Linked DNA regions of Homo sapiens: region 1 is linked to region 2. Evidence: read pairs that join two places in POLR2A ChIA-PET (ENCODE). Cell type or tissue: HepG2. All regions are shown on one strand. Each heading gives the region's core, and the rest is flanking DNA. Links, peaks and the distances in the headings are about the cores only.

Region 1 (9,609 bases), core at 6-8,005, 71 kb before region 2:
TGTGAAAACGACAGGCTGCCCCGTTTTTACTAATTGCATTTGCATTTTAAGGTACTACTGAAGGTCAGATCAAAGTTGAAATGCAAAAATACTAATTAGAGAATAATGTGAATAAAATGGGAATCTTCTTGGTATTTTATGTGTATTGTAAGTAGCAGTTAAATTATTTTTTTAAAAGCAATTTCAGTTTTAATCACTGAACAAAAGAAACAGGCAACATTCACTTCTGTAGTATGGTTTCCACCTATCTCTAACACCACTATTAAGGTACACCAGTGTTAAGGTACATTAATAACTACACAAAATTTTATTTAAAGAGAACACTTAGCAGCCTATGATAGTTTTCAATAAAATGTTGCCTCTCTTTCGGATTCTCACTAACTTTTGTTACTATTCTAAAAGTTTGAATTTGCTGGGGTGTTTATTCTGAGGATTATTTAACCATTGTTCTATTTGGCATAACCCTATTTAATGGTGCTTAGAGCTGAATTACCTACAGAAACTGTTTCTGGTTTAAATAATTAGCACAAATTGGCCTAAGTATTCATGAGCCCATGTTTCTGTGAAGTAATTATTAAACCAACTTAATGATTCTTATGTAAGGTACACTTTTTATTTTAATACATTGGTAGTCTCTATGACTTGTAGCAATGTTTTACAAATGTTTAAAATGCTAAACTTAATTTTCCAAGCTTTTCTTGACAATTAGATACCTATCCTGTAGTTACTGAAAATCTGGGTAGTAAATCTACCCAATTAAAATGGCACTTTATAAAAGGGAATAGAGAAGAGATGGGACTATTTCTATATTTAAATGCTGCTGGCTATTCCTTTGTATATAAATGAAAAATACCATTCATTAAAATTAAGTACTCGTTTAAGTATGGTTCTTAATTACATTTCATTCATTTATATTAGAGTAAATGGCTTCATAACTACTTTAAAATTTAACCCACAAGCATATTAAATCTGTTTGTTATAAGATTGGAAACAATTTTTGAGAGGGACTAATTTAAACAAGTCCTCCTTTAGTCTTTTGGGTCGCGTAGTTGCTGAAACCTAAGTACCTGCAGCCTACAGGATAAGGAAGTTCACAGCCTGCGGGGTGAATGAACCCATGTGTGAACTGCACAGAGCAATTCATAGAAAATGCATAGAAATTTGTAACACTTTGGTCACATCTGTCTCTAGATGGTCATTGAATTTGTTTAAAGATGGATGAAAGGCCAGGCATGGTGGCTCATGCCTGTAATCCCAGCACTTTGGGAGGCCGAGGCAGGTGGATCACTTGAGGCCAGGAGTTTGAAACCAGCCTGGCCAACATGGTGAAAACCTGTCTCTACTAAAAATACAAAAATTAGCCGAGCGTGGTGGTGCGTGCCTGTAGTCCCAGCTACTTAGGAGGCTGAGGCATGAGAATCACTTAAACCTGAGAGGTGGAGGTTGCAGTTGAGCCAAGATCACGACACTGCACTCCAGCCTGGGCAACGGAGACTCTGTCTCAAAAAAAAAAAAAAAAAAGATGAATGAAAATATGAAATATATAAACTAGTATCCATTTATTTGCATTTATTGTGGGATTTCAGATATGAACGGTGTAAATTTGAGAAGCACTTATGCATACATGTGGGTGAAAAACCAATCTAATTTTGTATAAATAAAAACAGGCTCCTGGAAGGTGAAAAGTAGTCATTTGTTCTAAATCTATACATATTACTTGTATCTAGTGCAGAATAAGCTATAACATCCCATTGAGGAATCTTAAATTTCATAGACATGTAAAGCTGAAGTAACTCTAAAGAGCAGATGCTTCAGAACCATCAGAAGGTTCTGGTCAACAGTCAGTATTATCTCTTAAATGTATATGTTGGTCACTAATTGCACAAAATCTATAATTTGCCAGGGCTTTAGAGATTGAGTCAATATGTCATTTACCATGGTTTTCCCACTGAAGGCTTTAACTTTTCTGATAAAATAATATTTTAAATTTTCAAAAACCCATTCCTGAGGAGAACTACTTCTAGCATTCCTTTTCATGATGTGCTTTTGTGCAGTAAGTAGCATTTTCGGCTACTTAACTTTACATTCCTCTTATTTTTCAGTTTCCAGTCAAGATTATAAAAAGCAAATGATTGATATAATTTGATATTCATAGAGTTGTGCCTACCTTTAATGGAAAAATACATGTCAGATACTTAGATGTTTATTGATATGAGACTATGTGGTTAAAAAACCCAAGTATGTCCATGTGTTTCTTATAAGGTACACTTGAAACTAGTGAGTGTTTGTCACATTTCACTTTCATGGTATATAAAATGCAGTTTGCATATATAACTTGAATATCTGGTACTAGTTTTTTCACGCCTGCAATCTTGGAGTCTAGGTTGCCTTGTCTCTCCTATTTTTAAATAAGTGAAATTTGGGAGATTGTAAAATCTGTAAAGTTTGTTTTGTGAAAATAAAATGTTCACAGTAGAATTTTTCTCTGAATTGTCTAAGTTTCTGTCGTCCTTTAGACTTTTTACATATACTGTGTTTTACAGTTCACAAAATGCTTTTTGAAGTTTCAGTTTATTTGACCCTTTTCCTATCCCTTAAGATTATGGGCCATATATTGTTGACTTACAGATAAGAAAATAGAGGTTAATGGTTGTTCAGGGTCACACAGTAAAAAGCTGTTAGTAAGATTATAAGAGTCAGGGCTTTCCCACAACGTTATCTTTTCTGCACATTGAATTGCCACATTTTTAGCAAAACTGCTGTAGTTTGGCACCAGTGATGGAGGAATCAACTTGGAGAGAAGGTAATACCTCCACCACTACCTAAAAAAAAGCTGTATGGGTTTTGCACACACCATCTGCCATAAACCTGCCCTACCCAGGGCTGACTTCAAGACAGGTGTAGGAATACCGTTTTTCATTTTTCAGCCTCTGTGAAGCATTGAGAGTTAATTACCTCATCAAGGCTTCCTGTGATCTGTATTTTTAGCAAAATTCAACTCTGTTGAATGGCAAAGGGATGTGGTACTCCTTTGGTGTAATCGCCCACTATTGCTCTATCCGGGAGATCCCACTGTGATGGCTGCTGGGGTTATTCTTGTTTTATGATAACCCATAAAATATTTTTCAGGATCACTGAAAGACTAGATAAGTAGTTTGTTTTTCTAGAATAACTTCTTTCCTTAGAAGTACATGTCTTAAAAGGATTTATTAACCAGTTCACTTAAAGATATTTTTGAAATTTTCCTAGTAAAAATTATTTTTATTTTGCTAAGTAAATAGCATTATTTGGAGTTTCTTACATGATTAATTCCAGGATTAAATACTTGGAATTTGCTGTAAACCAGTATTCCTTCAATGATCACCCAAGTCTTCATAAATCACTGAATATTAGAGGGTTGGAAGATGACTCTACAGAAACTTGTTTCTCAAGATACAGAAGTCATGTGGTTCACATAACTACCTGCTTTTTCCATGAAGAACACTATACTTTTTTTCTCAATCTTCTCTTTAAATGTCAGTTTCATCTCAGTAAGTAGCTTTCCTATTCTGTTAACTAATAGCCTATTTTTCCACATCGATGCATTGGTAAGGAATGTGTGACAAATGTTCTACCCTTGCACAGTGCCTGGCATGTTGAAGGTACTCAGTAAGGGTCTTTTAATGGAAAACATTAAATATTTTATAATGTTACATAATATGGATAATTCAATTACATGCATTCATGCTATGTGAATAGTTTTTTTATATAACATGGCTCTTAAATACCAGCCTATCAGTTCATCTGCAGCTCAGCCAAAAGAACAGCAAGTTATTCCAATCCTGAAGATAAAATCAGCTTTATTAGAACTGTACTTCGTGAGCGATTTAAGAGATTTTCAAGAGTAAATTTGATTATAAGAAAATTTTGCTGGGCGTGGTGGCTCACGCATGTAATCCCAGCACTTTGGGAGGCCGAGGCAGGAGCATCGCCTGAGGTCAGGAGTTCAAGACCAGCCTGGCCAACATGGTGAAACCCAGTCTCTACAAAAAATACACAAATTAGCTGAGCATGGTGGTGCATGCCTGTAATCCCAGCTACTTGGGAGGCTAAGGCAGGAGAATCACTTGAACCCGGGAGGCGGAGGTTGCAGTGAGCTGAGATTGTGCCACTGCACTCCAGCCTGGGCATCACAGCGACTCTGTCTCAAAAAAAAAATAGAAAGAAAGAAAGTTTCCTTACAAGCTGACTCAAGTCCAAGACCTGTAGGAGAAATTATTCTAATTGGCCTTAAATAGTCTAAGTACTGTCAGGTATACAAATGACTACTTATTCTGTGAAATCCCAAAGAGCAAATGAATAGGGAAATGAAGTTTAGTTTAACATGGAGAACTTTCTAATAATCATTTTAAACATACCATGGACTGCCTTGTGAGATAGAACATTCAGCCTTTGGAAATGTGTCAGAGGTTGCATGAGCACCTGAAAATTTAAAATAGATCATTTTAAAGCACACTTGTGACCAGTTCTGTCTCAAGAAACACTGCTCTAAACCATATTCATTCTGACCAAAGCTTTGGCCAAAAGCAGCCTAACTTAGGATAAAGTTAACCAGTGCTTTGCCAGTGGTATAAAGTAGAATCATATAAGTTGTTGGTTTGTTGTTGTTGTTTTCTTTTTGAGATGGAGTCTTGCTCTGTTGCCAGGCTGGAGTGCAGTGGCGTGATCTTGGCTCACTGCAACCTCTGCCTCTCCGGTTCAAGCGATTTCCCTGCCTCAGCCTCCCGAGTAGCTGGGACTACAGTCGCGCGCCACTACGCCCAGATAATTTTTTGTATTTTAATAGAGACGGGGTTTCACCATGTTGGCCAGGATGGTCTCGATCTCCTGACCTCGTGATCTGCCCACCTCGGCTTCCTAAAAGTGCTGGGATTACATGTGTGAGCCACTTTTTTTTTTAACCCAACTTTATGCTATTCTGATCAAAGAACCTGGGAGCCCTCCATTAGAATAGTCTTCTGGATCTCTAAGAAACTTTGAATATAATAGTTTAGAAACATAATTGAGCATTCTTGAGATTTGTCCAGAAATTTCTGATATTGATGTTGGATCTTTGAATTTGCATTTAAGAGGCAATGATGGCCAGGTGCGGTGGCCTACACCTGTAATCCCAGCACTTTGGGAGGCCAAGGCAGGTGAATCACGAGGTTAGGAGTTCGAGACCAGCCTGGCCAACATAATGAAACCCCATCTCTACTAAAAATACAAAATATTAGCTAGGCATAGTGGTGGGCACATGTAATCCCAGCTGCTTGGGAGGCTGAGGCAGGATAATCTCTTTAACCCGGGAGGCGGAGGTTGCAGTGAGCTGAGATTGCACCACTGTACTCCAGCCTGGTCCACAGAGTGAGACTCCATCTCAAAAATAAATAAATAAATAAATAAATAAATAAAGAGGGAATTATTTGGTTGTAGTCAGTTCAGCACTATTGAGCAAAGAATCACCTTTGGCTTAGCCAGGTTTAGAATCACCTAGGTGCTGACATGGCAGCAAGACTAAGGTTAAGACTAAGACGGCTAAGACTTTCAGGAAGCTTACTATATATACCCGATGAGGTTTCAAGTACTTTATAAAAAGCAAGCTGTTTAACTCTCATAATACCCCTTCCCTGATTCTAGTACCTCACTTCTACTGATGGAGAACTGAAATGCAAAAACCCAAATAGCTGCTACTTGCCCAAGGTCACAAAGCTAGTTCTTAGCAGTTCAGCTTTGTGCTCAGGCAGACTGGCTCTAAGGTTTGTGGGAAGCCCTAGTGGTACAGGAAATACCACTTCTTTGGGAACATAAGAGACAGTCAACTGGCCTGAAGTTTATGGGGCTAGCACCTAATGAAGTACAAATGATACAGGAAATTCATACTATTGCAGAAGAGAGCAAACTAAGAACCAAAAACAAGCATTAATGATTGAGACAGATAATGACTTGAACACTCTGTTGTTACTTCACAGCAGTAGGGTTAGAACTGGATTTTTAGGGGTTTGCATTTTCCAGTGTCACCTAGGATCAAATTAATTTGGGTCAGGAAAGAATATTTCTTCAGCTCAGAATGGTGGAGCTGCTAAAATATTTGAGGTGTAGTTATATTTCTTTGTTTAGGCTCACCTCCCCTCTGTCCAGTCCCCTTTCACTTGTCTAAGCACTTAAGCATTAACGGAAGGGCTTAGCCCACTTCCACATAATCATGAGATTAAACGCCAGCGTAGAAGAAAACCAGCAACACGGCATCTGGTTTTCGTACTATACATTTATAAATTTGCAACCCACTAAAAGAATTTTGATAGTTCATTTTGAGGCCGGGCACAGTGGCTCATGCCTGTAATCCCAGCAATTTGGGAGGCTGAGGCAGGTGGATCACCTGAGGTCAGTAGTTCGAGACCAGCTGGCCAACATGGTGAAACCCTGTGTCTACTAAAACTACACAAATTAGCCAGGTGTGGTGGCACAGGCCTGTAATCCCAGCTACTCGGGAGGCTGAGAAAGAAGAATCACTTGAACCCAGGAGGCAGAGCTTGCACTGAGCTGAGATTGTGCCATTGCACTCCAGCCTGGGCAACAGAGTGAAACTCTGTCTCAAAAAAGAAAACAACAACAACAACAACAAAAAGATAGTTCATTTTGGCACAGGCGGGAGTGTTATGTTTGTTCTATCGGAATCTATTACAAAGGGTGCTATTTTCCCTGCCTGTAAATCCCTAGTGGCCTCTTCCTTGAGCCCATACCCACCCCCGGCCACTTGTCAGTGTCCTCCTCTGTGCCCCTGCATGTCCCTCTCTGGTGCACCACCAGTTTTCTTGCCCACTGTCCAACTGCTCTCCAGAGGGGATATCTCAGCCACACAGCTATCCTGAGCAGGCTTGTACTCGGGGGCTGTTTATGGGTTAACAGAATGAACAGCTCTTCTTGCCAGCTGGCCTCCTGCGGTCCGGACTCTGCCCCACAATTCTTGGATCTCTAAGAGGGTGACCTATCTGGAGCTTCCCCTGACTAAAACCCAGAGTGACCCCGATGGATGGCTTTTGGCAGGCGACTCCAGTTTCTGTGTGGTCAGGTGGAATTTGCCTAAAAGCTATCCCACTCTGATTATTCTTCCCAATGTCTGACCTTGAAATGGCTCATGGCTTAAGGTGTGCACCCAGGTGGGTGCTGTGAGAGAATTCTGTCCAGGAAAGAGAATGCTTTGGTCCGTAATCAACCTCTAGAAAACCATGATGCCTTTATCAAGAAGGTGGATACCACCATGGAAGCCAAAATCAATCTCCTAAAAGAACTCCAAAAACAAGGTTGGTAGGTTTGGGGTGGGGAGAGGAAAGGAGAAGGGAGAGGACCCAGGAGAGCCCAGGATGGGGTCTGGACAGCCAAGAGGTGCTCAAGAGAGTTTTTGGCAAAACACAGGGGTCTTCCCCTATGTCATCTTTGTGCCCATTTAATTTTACAACAACGTGATAGGTGCCTTCTGTGCACTGCACAGCTTGGGAAGGAGCTGGGTCTGCGGTTGACTCAGAGCTTTGCAAACTCACTTCTTCAAAAGAGGCCAAGGGAGCATGGAGGGTGGCCTGAGGCTAAGACAAAAACAAACACCAAAGTTCAGCCCATCTTACAAAATTGTTCTGAGATAACCTTCACTCAGGTGGTGCTCCAGGGAGGGGTGGCAGGAGGCAAGCAGAGCGGAGCAGGTAGAGGCCATCTGGCAGAGCGCTTTGAAAGCTAGCCTGAGAAATTGATTCAGAAAGAGGCTCTGGGAAGCTTTTTGAGCAGGAAGGTAACATGATGCATATTATATTTTAAGAAATTCACCTGGAAGAATCAACCGCTTTTACTACTCTGACCATTATTCTGAACCATGACACATGCTTTCAGCTGAACTTGCCCATCTCACAAACATGATTTCACTACTAGAGTGTTCTTCAGGTTTCCATCTACAGCCATCTGTGAGTTGTCTGGAGAATGTTGCTTGAGGTCTGCTTCTCTTTTTCTTCCCTTGTAGGGAGGTAATGAATAGTCTAGATATCTGAGATTGTGGTCTGATCGTACCAAGTGCTGCTAAAGATGTGGTGCAAAGAGAACTCTCATACACAGAAAGGGAGTCATTAGTGCCACCCTGGTGAGTAATGTGGAAAAACTACTTGGAAACGCAGTTGAAGACACACATACTCTTCAACTCAACTATTTCACTTCTCATTGCGTATGCTGCACCAGTGGTGGCCTTGGAACCAGCAGTATCCTCTTCTTAGAAATGCAGAATCTAGCCGGGCATGGTGGCTCACTCCTGTAATCCCAGCACTTTGGGAAGCCAAGGTGGGCAGATCACCTGAGGTCAGGAGTTCAAGACCAGCCTGGCCAACATGGCGAAACCCCGTCTCTACTAAAAATACAAAAATTAGCCTGGAGTGGTGGTGGGTGCCTGTAATCCCAGCTACTTGGGAAGCTGAGGCAGGAGAATTGCTTGAACCCAGGAGGTGGAGCTTTTAGTGAGTGGAGATGGCACCACTGCACTCCAGCCCTGGTGACACATCTCAACAACAACAACAACAACAAAAAAAAAAAAAAAAAAAAGAAAAGAAAAGAAAGAAAAGAAAAAGAAACGCATAATCTCAGGCCCCTCCGAGTCCTACTAAATTGGAATCTGCATTTTAGCCCCTGGGAATTCCCAGGCACTGGCCTGGAGATCTCAAACATATGTGCATAGGTATTTGTTGCAGCATTGTTTGTAATAGCAGCAGAAAAGGGAACAACCCAAATAGCCAACATATGGAGAACAGATAAATTGTGATGCTGTCATACAATGACATGTATAAAGCAGTTAAAAATAAATGAAGTAGGCCAGGTGCAATGGCTCATGCCTGTAATCCCAGCACTTTGGGAGGCCGAGGCAGGCGGATCGCGAGGTCAGGAGATCGAGACCACCCTGGCTAAGATGGTGAAACCCCGTCTCTACTAAAAATACAAAAAAAAAAAAAAAAAATTAGCTGGGCATGGTGGCACGTGCCTGTAGTCCCAGCTACTCGGAAGTCTGAGGAAGGAGAATCGCTTGAACTCGGGAGGTGGAGGTTGCAGTGAGCCGAGATCACGCCACTGCACTCCAGCCTTGGTGACAGAGCAAGACTCCGTCTCAAATAAAATAAAATAAAAATACAAATAAATGAAGTAGAGCCATATATGCCAGCATGGGTTGCATCCAAAATCATAACATGAAGAGAAAGAAAAGCGAATTGCAGACTGAAATGTAGAGTAGGATACACTGTATACAAAATGTAAAAACAAAACAATAATATTCTGTTTCATTTGGGGATACAAGCATGCTTAGTCAGAGTATTGACCATAAAGACCAAATTAAAGACATGGTTACCTCCGGGAGAAGGGGAGTGAAGTGGAGAAACTGAACTAGATCTGTGGTGTTCCCTTTCTTTAAGAAAAAAATTAGAATGAAACATAGCAAGATGTTTAAATGTGATAAAGCTAGGGTATATATTTGTCTACTACATTTTTCTGTGTTAGAAATATGGTATAAGGGGAAAAAAGAATTAAAATGACAGGTGGACCTTGGTCTCCCTTGCTATAACCTTCCTG
Region 2 (11,390 bases), core at 1,910-9,909:
TAGCCAGGCCACCATTGATGAACATGTGGAACAAACAATGTCACAATGAATACGCTCATGAGTACATAGGTTCGCACTTACACCAGTATATCTAGGATAATTACTGAAGAATAGAATCCCTGAATCTAAGGGTACGTATGTATATTTCAAATTTTGGCCAATATTGTCAAATTGCCTTTGTAGAGGTTGTACCAGTTTACATACTCACAAGCAACATATGAAGTGTCATGCTTCTCACACCCTCAGAAACCTAGCGTGTGTTTTGATCTTGACGCAAAAGCTGTTTTCTGAACACTCATCCTGTGCACAGCATTCTGCTGGGTGCTGCAAGCATGTGGAAGGCTGTGATAGGAGCAGCCCTTGCCCCCTGCACGGCCTGGTGGACCTCCCCTGCTGGGCAGAGCAGCCCCATGAGATCAACAGCAATGTTCAAGTCAGTGAGGTTCACAGAGGGCATGTGGATTGGGGTTGCTGGTTTGCTGTGGTTCTGGTTCTGGTTTATTTTAAATGGCTGTCAGTTTGTGGGAAGGGTTATATGAAGGTCACAAAACAAAGGAGGAAATGGTTCAGATTCAGAGGGCAAGGGAGGGACAAGGACAGAGTGAGGACGAATGGTTTCTGGAGTCATCAGCTGCTGGAGAGTTGGGAAGAGCATGGAACAAAAGGAGGAGAGAGAGTTTTGGGTAAAACCCCCCCAAAAAACAAAATCTAAACCACGAGGGAAGATATATGGGTGTTTAAAAATGCCTGGAAAATTTCACAGAACAGTTATTTTTAGAGGGGCTTGTAGTTAATTTCATAAATTTTAGAATTTCCTTGTCTCCCAGACTCTGGTTTTCATATCTCAATACCTTTTTATTTTTAGTTTTTAGGTGGTTTCGCCATTTTGCTCAATCACATTGGTATCTTGGGGAGCACTGGCAGTGCTGTGGGGAGCTGGGAGAAAGGTGGGGAGGGCCCTGGGTTTGTGTTGAAGCAAGTTAAGCCCTGAGCCCGTGGCCACTGGAAGTTCTACGGGAGGCTGGACACTTCTTAGGTTAAACTGGAGCATCAAGCTCAAATCATGTTTAAGTCAATTGGTTTTAGTACTTTTTTTTTCTTTGAGACGGAGCCTTACTCTGCCGCCCAGGCTGGAGTGCAGTGGCACAATCTCGGCTCACTGCAACCTCTGCCTCCCGGGTTCACGCCATTCTCCTGCCTCAGCCTTTCGAGTAGCTGGGATTACAGGCGCCCGCCACCATGCCAGGCTAATTTTTGTATTTTTAGTATAGACGGGGTTTCACCATGTTGGTCAGTCTGATCTTGAACTCCTGACCTCGTGATTTGCCCGCCTCGGCCTCCCAACGTGCTGGGATTACAGGCGTAAGCCACAGCGTCCGGCTTCTTACTATTTTTTTTTAAGACAGAGTCTCATTCTATTATCCAGGTCGGACTGCAGTGACATGATCTCAGCTCACAGTAACCTCCACCTTCTGGGCTCAAGCAATCTTCCTGTCTCAGCCTCCTGAGTAGCTGGGACCAGATGTGTGTGCCACCATGCCCAGATAACTTACTGTATTTTTTGTAGAGATGGGGTTTCACCATGTTGCCCAGGCTGGTCTGGAAATCCTGAGCACAAGCGATCTGCCTCCCAAAGTGCTGGAATTACAGGCATGAGCCACTGTGCCTGGTCAGTTTCAGTACTTTCATTTAAACCATTGTAGATGTGATAAATGTACATAAAGTTGTTTTCATTCCTAATCCTAAAGTTGCTGGTTTGAACAGGAAAGAGCTTACATCCTAAATATGCCTATGTAAATAAAATAATGCTCATAGTCCCATAAATGTTTTATAAAAGATATTTGTCCTTTAAATACAGCCTCTTCCCCCGCATAGAGAACATCTGATTTTTTTTTCACTCACGAGGATTTTCTTTGTGTAGCTGCCATGAGCAGAGACATCTGGGTCTGTGTGCCTTGCCCGCCACTTGTAGGGCTCAATGCACTCAATTAAGTGGCTCATTCAGTTATTTATTTGTATCAACAAAGACTTTTATTTGGGGGTTATAATTAACAACGTCATGAGCTCCTGCATGCTGAGCCCTGTATCCTTTTGATAGTCCCCATTTGATTTTTGAGCACTTCTTATATTTTGGCTCCATAAGATGTTCAGGCCCATCTTGTATTTTCCCTGCCCCATCCCTAGAACCAGCTCCTCTCTGAGGAGCCCTGGTTTCTCTTCTTGGAGAATGGGCTCTAGAATGGGCTCTAGAATGAATTCATATCCACACCTGTGAGGCCAATCTCGCACCACAAGTTCAACCTAGCCTCATTTGTAACTTATTTCTCCAGCTGTGGGAAACCTGGCTCTCCTCGACCACAGTACATTTACTGTCTTCAACCTGAGTGTACACCTGCCCCTGTGAGGAGAAAATCCACACCTGCTCTGTAGCGACTCTGTACCATTCTTATGGTCCTGGCCTGATGGGATCCAGCCACAGAACTGCCTTCCAAAGTTCCTCAGGTCAGGGGATTTTTTTTTTTTTTTTTTTGAAACAGGGTCTGACTCTGTTGCTGAGGATGGAGTGCAGTGGTGCGATCATGGCTCACTGCAGCCTCAGACCTCCCGGACTCAGGTGATCCTTCCACCTCAGGCTCCTGAGTAGCTGGGACTACACACGTGCACCACCATGTCCAGTTAATTTTTCTGTATTTTTAACAGAGATGGGCTTTTCGCCATGTTGCCCAGGCTGGGTCAGGAGATTTTAATGATGACATGAACAAACCAGAAAACAGAAAAATAGTGATAGGAAAGGAGAGCCTGGGTGGGAGAGGGTGGTAAGACAGAAGGAAAATGACACCCCAGGGTCTTGGGACCAGCAATGCCTGGCTGGGAAACTGCTCCGCATGTGTGGCTGTGACCTGTCTTGTTGGAGTGTACGTTCTGTTTGGTTTTCAGTCCCGAGGAGTCACAGAGTTGCCTATTTCTCGGGGCAACAGCAGGAAAGGCCCTCCTGAGGCCTATGGTGCCCTGTGGATGAGATCTTGGGGTCCAGGCCTTGGCAACCCCTCCCTGGGACAAGCTGCTGTATAGACTGGGCCTCGTTCCTCAGAGGACATCCTCTGATGGCTTTGGCTCTGTGAAGGCTCTCCAGTGAACACTTGTCCTTCCTGGGCACACTCTCAGGAGCGCGACCCCTGCAGTCCCCTGACATGGGCAGCCTCCTGTGAGCTGAAAAGAGACTCTGTTGGAGCCCCTACTTTTCCTTTAGAATCAATGTAAAATTGCAGGACATGGCAGCTCACGCCTGTAATCCCAGCACTTTGGGAGGCCGAGGTGGGTGGATCACGAGGTCAAGAGATCAAGACCATCCTGGCCAACCAACGTGGTGAAACCTTGTCTCTACTAAAAATACAAAAATTAGCTGGGCGTAGTGGCGCACGCCTGTAGTCCCAGCTACTCAGGAGGCTGAGGCAGGAGAGTCTACTGAACCCGGCAGGCGGAGGTTGCAGTGAGCCGAGATTGTGCCACTGCACTCCAGCCTGGGTGACGGAGCGAGACTCTGTCTCAATAAAAAAAAAAAAAAAAAAAAAAAAAAGAATCAATGTAAAATTGTTTCCTCTTCCTCAATGCTGTCTATAGCTTCCTTTCCTGGCCTACATTTATTTTCCTTCCTTCCTTCCTTCCTTCCTTCCTTTCTTCCTTCCTTCCTTTTTTAAGACGGAGTTTCACTCGTCACCCAGGCGGAGTGCAATGGCATGATCTCGGCTCACTGCAACCTCTGCCTTCTGGGTTTAAGCGACTCTCCTGCCTCAGCCTCCCGAGTAGGTGGGATTACAGGCACCCAAGACCACGCCCAGCTAATTGTTGTACTTTTAGTAGAGGCGGGATTTCACCATATTGGCCAGGCTGATCTTGAACTCCTGACCTCAGGTGATCCACCCACCTCGGCCTCCCAAAGTGCTGAGATTACAGGCGTGAGCCACCGTGCCCGGCCTGGATGACATTTTCTAGGAACCTGTTACCTCTGCCTGAAAATCTGGTAGGCAGTTAGGAACAGCCCTGGGAGCTGCAGACAGGCTTTTGGAAAGACCCACAACAGCATGCCTGGGCAGCAGAGAGAGCTTGCCAAATAGGTGCACATAGGTTGGGGGACATGTGACATTCCATAGGCCTCCTAGATGGACCTTTGCAGCCTGAATTCTAACACCTTTTTTCAAATCCATTGAGGACAAATAACAGGGTTGAATGTACATTTAAACTGGGCAGCTTTATCCTATGCTAGCATCTGGGGTCAGCAGGCATAGAAGAGCAGAGAGGTCAGCAGGCAACAATTCCTGGTAAGATTTGCAAGGAGCTGTAGCATATTTTCAGTACCTGCTTCTCATTAGCAATGACAAAATCCAGCCAGGCCTTCAACTGAGATTTTTTTCCCGCTACATTCTGGTTCAGCAAACTCTAAAATTCCTTCTGCCAAACGCTCTCTTCCTTCCTTCCCCCCTCATCTCTGCTCAATTTCTAAAAGCATAGTCAAGCACTTAAAGGGAAATTTCATCCATATGGGTTGGATTATCTACACTTAACTCATAAATACTGCTCTTTTGTTAAGAGTTATTCCATTGCCAAGTGTCTCTGAACAACAAAATGTTTTTCCAAAAAAAAGTGATAACTGAACTCCAAAAATTAGTATCTGTGTTCACTCTCTCTCCTTACCTAAATTGTATTCGATTTAACCAGCATTTATGAAATTTCCTGAGCTGGATTATGTACCTATTGGGGGTATGCACGTACGGCACAAAGATCAAAGCTCTTTGGTGCTTGTTCTCTAGGAGTTATTGGTCCAGTGAGGGAAACAGCTACCCACCATGGTACTGTGAACCCTGAATGTATCTGAGACAGGTCTCAGCCAATTTAGGAAGTTTATTTTGCCAAAGTTAAGGATGCATGCCAGTGACACAGCCTCACGAGGTCCTGCTATGTGCCCAAGGTGGTCAGAGCACAGCTTGGTTTTATACATTTTAGGGAGACGGGAGACATCAATTAACATATGTAAGATGAACGTTGGTTCGGTCTGGAAAAGCGGGACAACTCGAAGCAAAGGCGGGACAACTCAAAGTTGTGGGAGCACTTCCAGGTCATAGGTAGATGAGAGACAAATGGTTGCATTCTTTTGAGTTTCTGATTAGCCTTTCCAAAGAAGGCAATCAGATATGCCTTTATCTCAGTGAGCAGAGGGATGACTTTGAATAGAATGGAAGGCAGGTTTGCCCTAAGCAGTTCCTAGCTTGACTTTCCCATTTAGCTTAGTGATTTAGGGGCCTCAAGATTTATTTTCCTTTCACAGTAGCCTTATTAATTACGTTCTTAGCATGCTCCTGGCACGTGTGACAAAGGAAGCCACCCAGGGGCAGAGGAATCCCAGAGTCCCTTGAGAATGAGCAAGTTGTTTAAGGCAGCACAGCCAGTGAGGGACGAGCCAGGCCGGCCTTCCAGACGTTCACCATCAGTAAGCTCCTGAGAAACACCTTGGGTATGGAAGGGGAATGCGGGGCAGGGCTGGGGGTGGGGTGTGTTGGGGGGTAGAATTCTGCTAAGCCTAGGCCTACCCCTTCCTGACTTTGTTTTTTCCCTTTGCCCCACCTTCTTCCTTCATGTACACTCAGTAACTAGGGAGTTCTGGACATTGACCTTGTGATTATCTCTTCTCAGCCTAGTCCTGGCTTTGTTTTGTGTTTCTCATGTCATTGATGGGGCACCTCCTAGATCAGGGACAGCCAGTTCTGCAGGTTTGACAATGTTCAACCATAAACACCAGAGCAATCAGCTCTGTCCTGCTGCAAGGCAGGTTCTTTACAAATGACAGAGCAAAGACCTTGGATCTCTCCTGGCACTGCAGAACTTGAGGCTAAAAATACGTAGGAATGATGGGAAGTGTTTACAATAGCCCTTGCCAGAAGCCTAGCAAGTGTGTTTAAAGAAAAATGGAAAAGTGCACTGATGTTCAAGTAACGCAACCAGGCCCCATCAGCTGTGGACTATTGGGAGAGAAATTTCTCTTAGATGACAGGTTTTTAGTGGATACCACATTAGCAATAGTGGTCTCGGTCTAAACGTGGGGACATGCGGACAGAGCAACCCAGAGCCACAGGTCGGTGATCAATCAGTGCTGCCAGGCATAAGGCTGGGTTGGACCGGGGCCTGGTGGGGCTGGTCTCTGAGCTCACTCAGGCCTGTTTCTAGGGCTCTGTTCTGAGCTGGATCCAAGCAGGAACTCCCAGGACTACCCTGCACTTGGCTAGGGCAGCTTAGCTTCAGGGGCCAGGCTAGGTCTAGAATGAATTTCCGAGAGTTCTGCCAGCCTCCAAAAAGGGGACTTGGGGGTACCTCAGGTGATCTCCTGGGTTGCAAGCTCTGGTTCCTTCTGCCCCCAGAAGGGGTAAGGAGGGGATAGGGAGGGACAAGCAACCAGAACACAAATCTATAGAGTAAAACAGAGCCTCTGTGGGGGCCCTGGACACATGCAGCCCTGTTTCCACCTCCAACTTTAGGCCCCCTGGAAAGTTCATGATCAGTTTTTTTGGTTTTTTTTTTGAGGCAGAGTCTTGCTCTGTCACCCAGGCTAGAGCGCAGTGGCACGATCTCGGCTCATTGCAAACTCCACCTCCCAGGTTCAAGCAATTCTCCTGCCTCAGCCTCCCGAGTAGCTGGGATTACAGGCGCCCGCCACCGTGCCCAGCTAATTTTTGTATTTTTTAGTAGAGACGAGGTTTCACCATCTTGGCCAGGCTGGTCTTGAACTCCCGACCTCATGATCCACCCGCCTCGGCCTCCTAAAGTGCTGGGATTACAGGCGTGAGCCACCATGCCCGGCCCATGATCAGTTTTCAATTTCTGCCTATCAAACCCAAATCCATCCCTTGCACATTTTAGGTTTTTGTGTTCTGAATCAGGAGTGGATAAAATGTGGCAGCAGAAAAAAGCCAGACACGAAAGGCCACATGGTACGTGATTCTATTTAGGGGAACTGTCTCTGATAGGCAAACACATAAAACAGAAGGCAGAGAGGGGGCTGCCTCAGGCTGGGGGCGGTGGGGAGGGCGCTGGGGTTACAGCAGAGGGGTGGCACATCTCCTTGGGGTAATAAAGTGTTCTAAAGTGGTTACGGTGGTGGCAGATGCACAACTCTGAGAACAGACTCTAAACCACTGAGTTGTTTACCTTAGGGGGTGGTTTTTATAGTATGCAAATTATATCTCAATAAAAATCAAATGTGAGAGCAGAACTGAGAGAAACAAAATCCAAGCTGAGAGGCCGTCTGCTTCTCTCCTTGTTAAGAAGGTCCTTGGGTTTTTGTTTGGTTTTGGCTCAGCTGGAGGCCGAGGCCGTGTGGGAGAAAGCGAGGAAGCCTGTGGGAGGGAGGCCCACTTCCCCACTGCGGCCCGGTGCCATTTCTCCTTTCCCTAAGTCAATCATTTGGTTTCCCAAGAAGCAGCTAAGTGGCTGCCTGCATAAATTCACCTCTGAAATTGCAGAGGGAAGGGCCCACATGCGCCTCGTTCCTCATCTTTTAACCGTCACTCATTCAACTTGTATTTCTTTTTTCTTTCTTTCTTTTTTTTTTTTTTTGAGATGAAGTCTTGCTCTTGTCCCCCAGGCTGGAGTGCAATGGTGCGATCTCGGCTCTCTGCAACCTCCACCTCCCGGGTTCAAGCGATTCTCGTGCCTCAGCCTCCTGAGTAGCTGGGATTACAGGCACCCGCCACGGTGTCAGACATATCTCATTATACCGTCTGCCCTTTTGGAATTCAGGCACAGCTTACCAGCATTAACATCAACACAGAGACCTTAAGACTGCTAGAGCAGACTCTTTAAGTCTGATAAGAAACATTTGCAGTCTATTCTCTCTGAAGCCTGCTACCTGAAGGCTTTATCTGCTTGATAAAATCTTGGTCTCCACAACCCCTTATTTTTATTTTTTTATTTTTTGAGAGGGAATCTCACTCTATCGCCCAGGCTGGAGTGCAGTGGCACGATCTCAGTTCACTGCAACCTCCTGGGTTCAAGTGATTCTTATGCCTCACCCTCCCGAGTAAGCTGGGATTGCAAGTGTGTGCCACCATGCCCAGCTGTTTTTTTCTATTTTTAGTAGAGACGGGGTTTCACTGTGTGGCCAGGCTGGCCTCAAGTGATCCACCCGCTTCGGCCTCCCAAAGTGCTGGTATTACAGGTGTGAGCCACCACACCCGGCCCACAACTCCTGGTGGCAGATAATTGAATCATGGGGTGGTTTCCCCCATACTGTTCTCGTGGTAGTGAGTAAGTCTCACAACATCTGATGATTTTATAAGGGGTTTCCCCTTTCACTTGACTCTTATTTCTCTCTCTTGCCTGCCACCACGTAAGACGTGACTTTCACCTTCTGCCATGATTGTGAGGCCTCTTCAGCCATGTGGAAATGTGAGTTCATTAAACCTCTTTTGGTTTATAAATTACCCATGTCAGGTATGTCTTTATCGGCAGCACGAAAGCAGAGTAATATACCAATGTTCATATTAAATATGTTGATTGATGTCTCATGTCTCCCTAAAATTTATAAAACCAAACTGTGTTCTGACCACCTTGGGCACATGTCTTTAAGACCTCCTGAGGCTGTGTCATGGGTGCCCATCTTCAACCTTGGCAAAATAACTGAGACCTGTCTCAGATATTCAGGGTCCACAGCAGGGTTGTCACAAACCTTTAATTTGTAAAAAATGTAATAGCTGCAAAGTGCAGTAAAGCAAAGCAAAACGAAATGAGGTATGCCTGTGTGTGTGCATGTGTGTGTCTACAAACATTGAGTATCTCTTATAATGTGGTTTGGGTCTGTGTCCCCACCAAATCTCATGTTGAATTGTAATCCCCAATGTTGGAGGTGGGGCCTGGTGGGAGGAGATTGGATCATGGGGGTGGATTTCTCATGAATGGCTTGGCACTATCCCCTTGGTAATTTCCTCAGGATAGTGAGTTCTCACTATGCTTGTTTAAAAGTGTGTGGCACCTCCCCCTTCACTCTCTTTGCTCCTGCTCTGGCAGTGTGACAGGTAAGCTTCTTCTTTGCCTTCTGCCATGACTGGAAGCTTCCTGAGCCCTCCCCAAAATCAGAAGCCTGCTATGGTTCCTCTACAGCCTGCAGAGCTGTGAGCCAACTAAACCTCTTTTTTTTTTTTTTTTGAGATGGAATCTCACTCTGTCATCAGGCTGGAATGCAGTGGCACAATCTCGGCTCACTGCAACCTCTACCTCCCAGGTTCAAGCGATTCTCCTGCCTGAACTGGTAAGCATAATGCAAATATTCCAAAATCCCAAAACAACACTTGTGGTCCCAGGCTTTTCAAATAAGGTATAATAGGCTGTTCTCACATTGCTATAAAGAAGTAACTGAGGAAATTTTCAGATTTTCCTAATCTGAAAATCCGAAATGTGAAGAGCTCCAATGAGCATTTCCTTTCAGCATCATGTTGGCATTCAAAAAGTTTTGGATTTTGGAGCATTTTGGATTTGGGATTTTCTAATTAGGGATACTCAATCTGTATGTATATATCCATAGGGATGTGTGTGTGTGTGTGTGTGTGTGTGTGTGTGTGTGTGTATCTCCAGATTTGGGAAGTTTTTGGCCATTATTTCTTCAAAGACTTTTCAGTCCCACTCTCGGTTTCCTTCTATGACTCCCCAGTAGAAATATTAGCTCTTTTGTTATTGTCATATGGGTTCCTGTTCCACCTCTTTCCCAGTCTGTTTTCTCCATTGCTCAGATGGGGTAAATTCTACTGATTTGTTCTCAGGATCTCTGATTCTATCTCCTCTCATTTCCATTATACTATTGAGCCCACTCAGAGAGTTTTAAAATTTCATTTCTTCTATTTTCTTGTTCCATCATTTCCATTTGAATCCTTTTTATAACCTCTCTTTCTTTGCAAAGAATTTTTTTTTCTTTTTGCTTAAGGGAATTCTTAATTGCTTGTTGAAACATTTCTATATTGGCTGCTTTAAAACCCTTCCAGATAATTCCAACATGAGATTCATCTTGGTGTTAATGTCTATTGACTTTTCTCATTCAGGTTGTGATTTTCCTGCTTCTTGGTTTGATGAATAATTTTCAACTCTACCCTGGATATTTTGGATACTAATTTTGAGACTCTGGATCCTCTGCAATCTCCTTGTGTTTACCCAGTAGTCCCTGCTGAGATGCAGCATGAAAGCTTATGATTGTGAATTCTGCTTCCCATGGGTCCTGTCAACACCATCTCAGCAAACATGGAACCAGCAGGTGCTACCGGTGGGGCTGGTGGTTCAGCTTGATTGATGCTGGACCCCACTGATACTACCTTGGTGGGAAAATCGGGGTATCACCTGCTTCTATCAGATAGGAGATAGATAGAAATTAATGATTTTTGCTTCAGCTATCAAATCTTTGCTCAGCTTTGCTGACACCACTACACGGAGAAATTGGAGCACTGGCACCTGCTTCCATGGGACAGAGGTATAGGGGGAAAGACCAGCTTCTTACTCAGTTTTGCTAAAACTGCTGGGGGCAGTTTTTCCATTAACTTTTAGCTGGAGTGTGGTAGAATTTGCCAAAAAGGTTTTTTTTGTTGTTAGGCCACAGTTTTCTCAGCACTTTAGTTAGGGAGGACAGGATTTGGGGGGAACTTCTCTTCCTTCTCCTTCAGCTCCTTTTCTTTTCTCTTCCCTCTCTTCCCCTCCTCCTCTCTCACTTTTTCTTTTTTTTTGAGATAGAGTCTCACTCTATTGCCCAGGCCACAGTGCAGTGGCCTGGTCTCAGCTCACTGCAACCTCCACCTCCCGGGTTCAAGTGATTCTCCTGCCTCAGCCTCCCAAGTAGCTGCGATTACAGGCACCTGCCACCATGCCTGGCTAATTTTTTGTATTGTTAGTAGAGATGGGGTTTCACCATGTTGGCCTGGCTGGTCTCAAACTCCTGACCTCGTGATCTGCCTGCCTCAGCCTCCCACTGTCCTGGGATTACAGGCATGAGCCACCATGCCCAACCAAGATAATAAAGACTTTCTCCCAGATTTTCTTCAGAAATTATATAGTTTTATATCTGATATTTAGGTCTATGATCTATTTCAAATTACTTTTTGTATATATGTGAAATAAGATTCCTTATGGATATCTGATTATTTCATCACCATTTGTTGAAAAGACTATATTTTGCCTATTGTGTCACCTTGGCATAATTGTCAGAGATGAAATATGTGGGTTCATTTCTGGAATCTGTTCTGTTCCGTTGATTTACATGCCTACTCTAATGCCATTCCTAAAGTCTTGACAACCTTAGCTTCTTGGTCTTAAAATTGGTTAGTATAATTCCTCCAACCATTGTTCTTTTTCAAACTTGGTTTGGC

The links. ChIA-PET counts read pairs that join two places held together with the same protein. Peaks named below come from ENCODE experiments on the same cell type or tissue, not always from the same donor. Only the 100,000 strongest peaks of a DNase experiment are listed, where the experiment ranks them.
Region 1: POLR2A ChIA-PET joins it to region 2 with 12 read pairs; 10 of 35 experiments call an interaction of 5 or more read pairs at or near these places.

What each region holds. Positions count from the first base shown.
Region 1 is chr2:109,616,513-109,626,121 of GRCh38, forward strand. It overlaps SOWAHC (sosondowah ankyrin repeat domain family member C), which reads left to right. Exons shown (of 1, transcript NM_023016.4): 1 at 1-2,478. It also overlaps a transcript of RANBP2 not described here. Among named protein-coding and RNA genes, the nearest start is that of SOWAHC, 7.0 kb to the left of the region's middle. In HepG2, for the core only: no CTCF peak of the experiment used is centred there; a DNase peak (open chromatin) is centred at 7,629; H3K4me3 peaks cover 2,987 bases.
Region 2 is chr2:109,685,231-109,696,620 of GRCh38, forward strand. LOC105373545 (a long non-coding RNA gene) reads left to right here and starts at 9,256. Exons shown (of 3, transcript XR_923175.2): 1 at 9,256-9,295; 2 at 10,080-10,288. It also overlaps a transcript of RANBP2 not described here. In HepG2, for the core only: no CTCF peak of the experiment used is centred there; DNase peaks (open chromatin) are centred at 4,156, 5,791 and 9,201; H3K4me3 peaks cover 689 bases.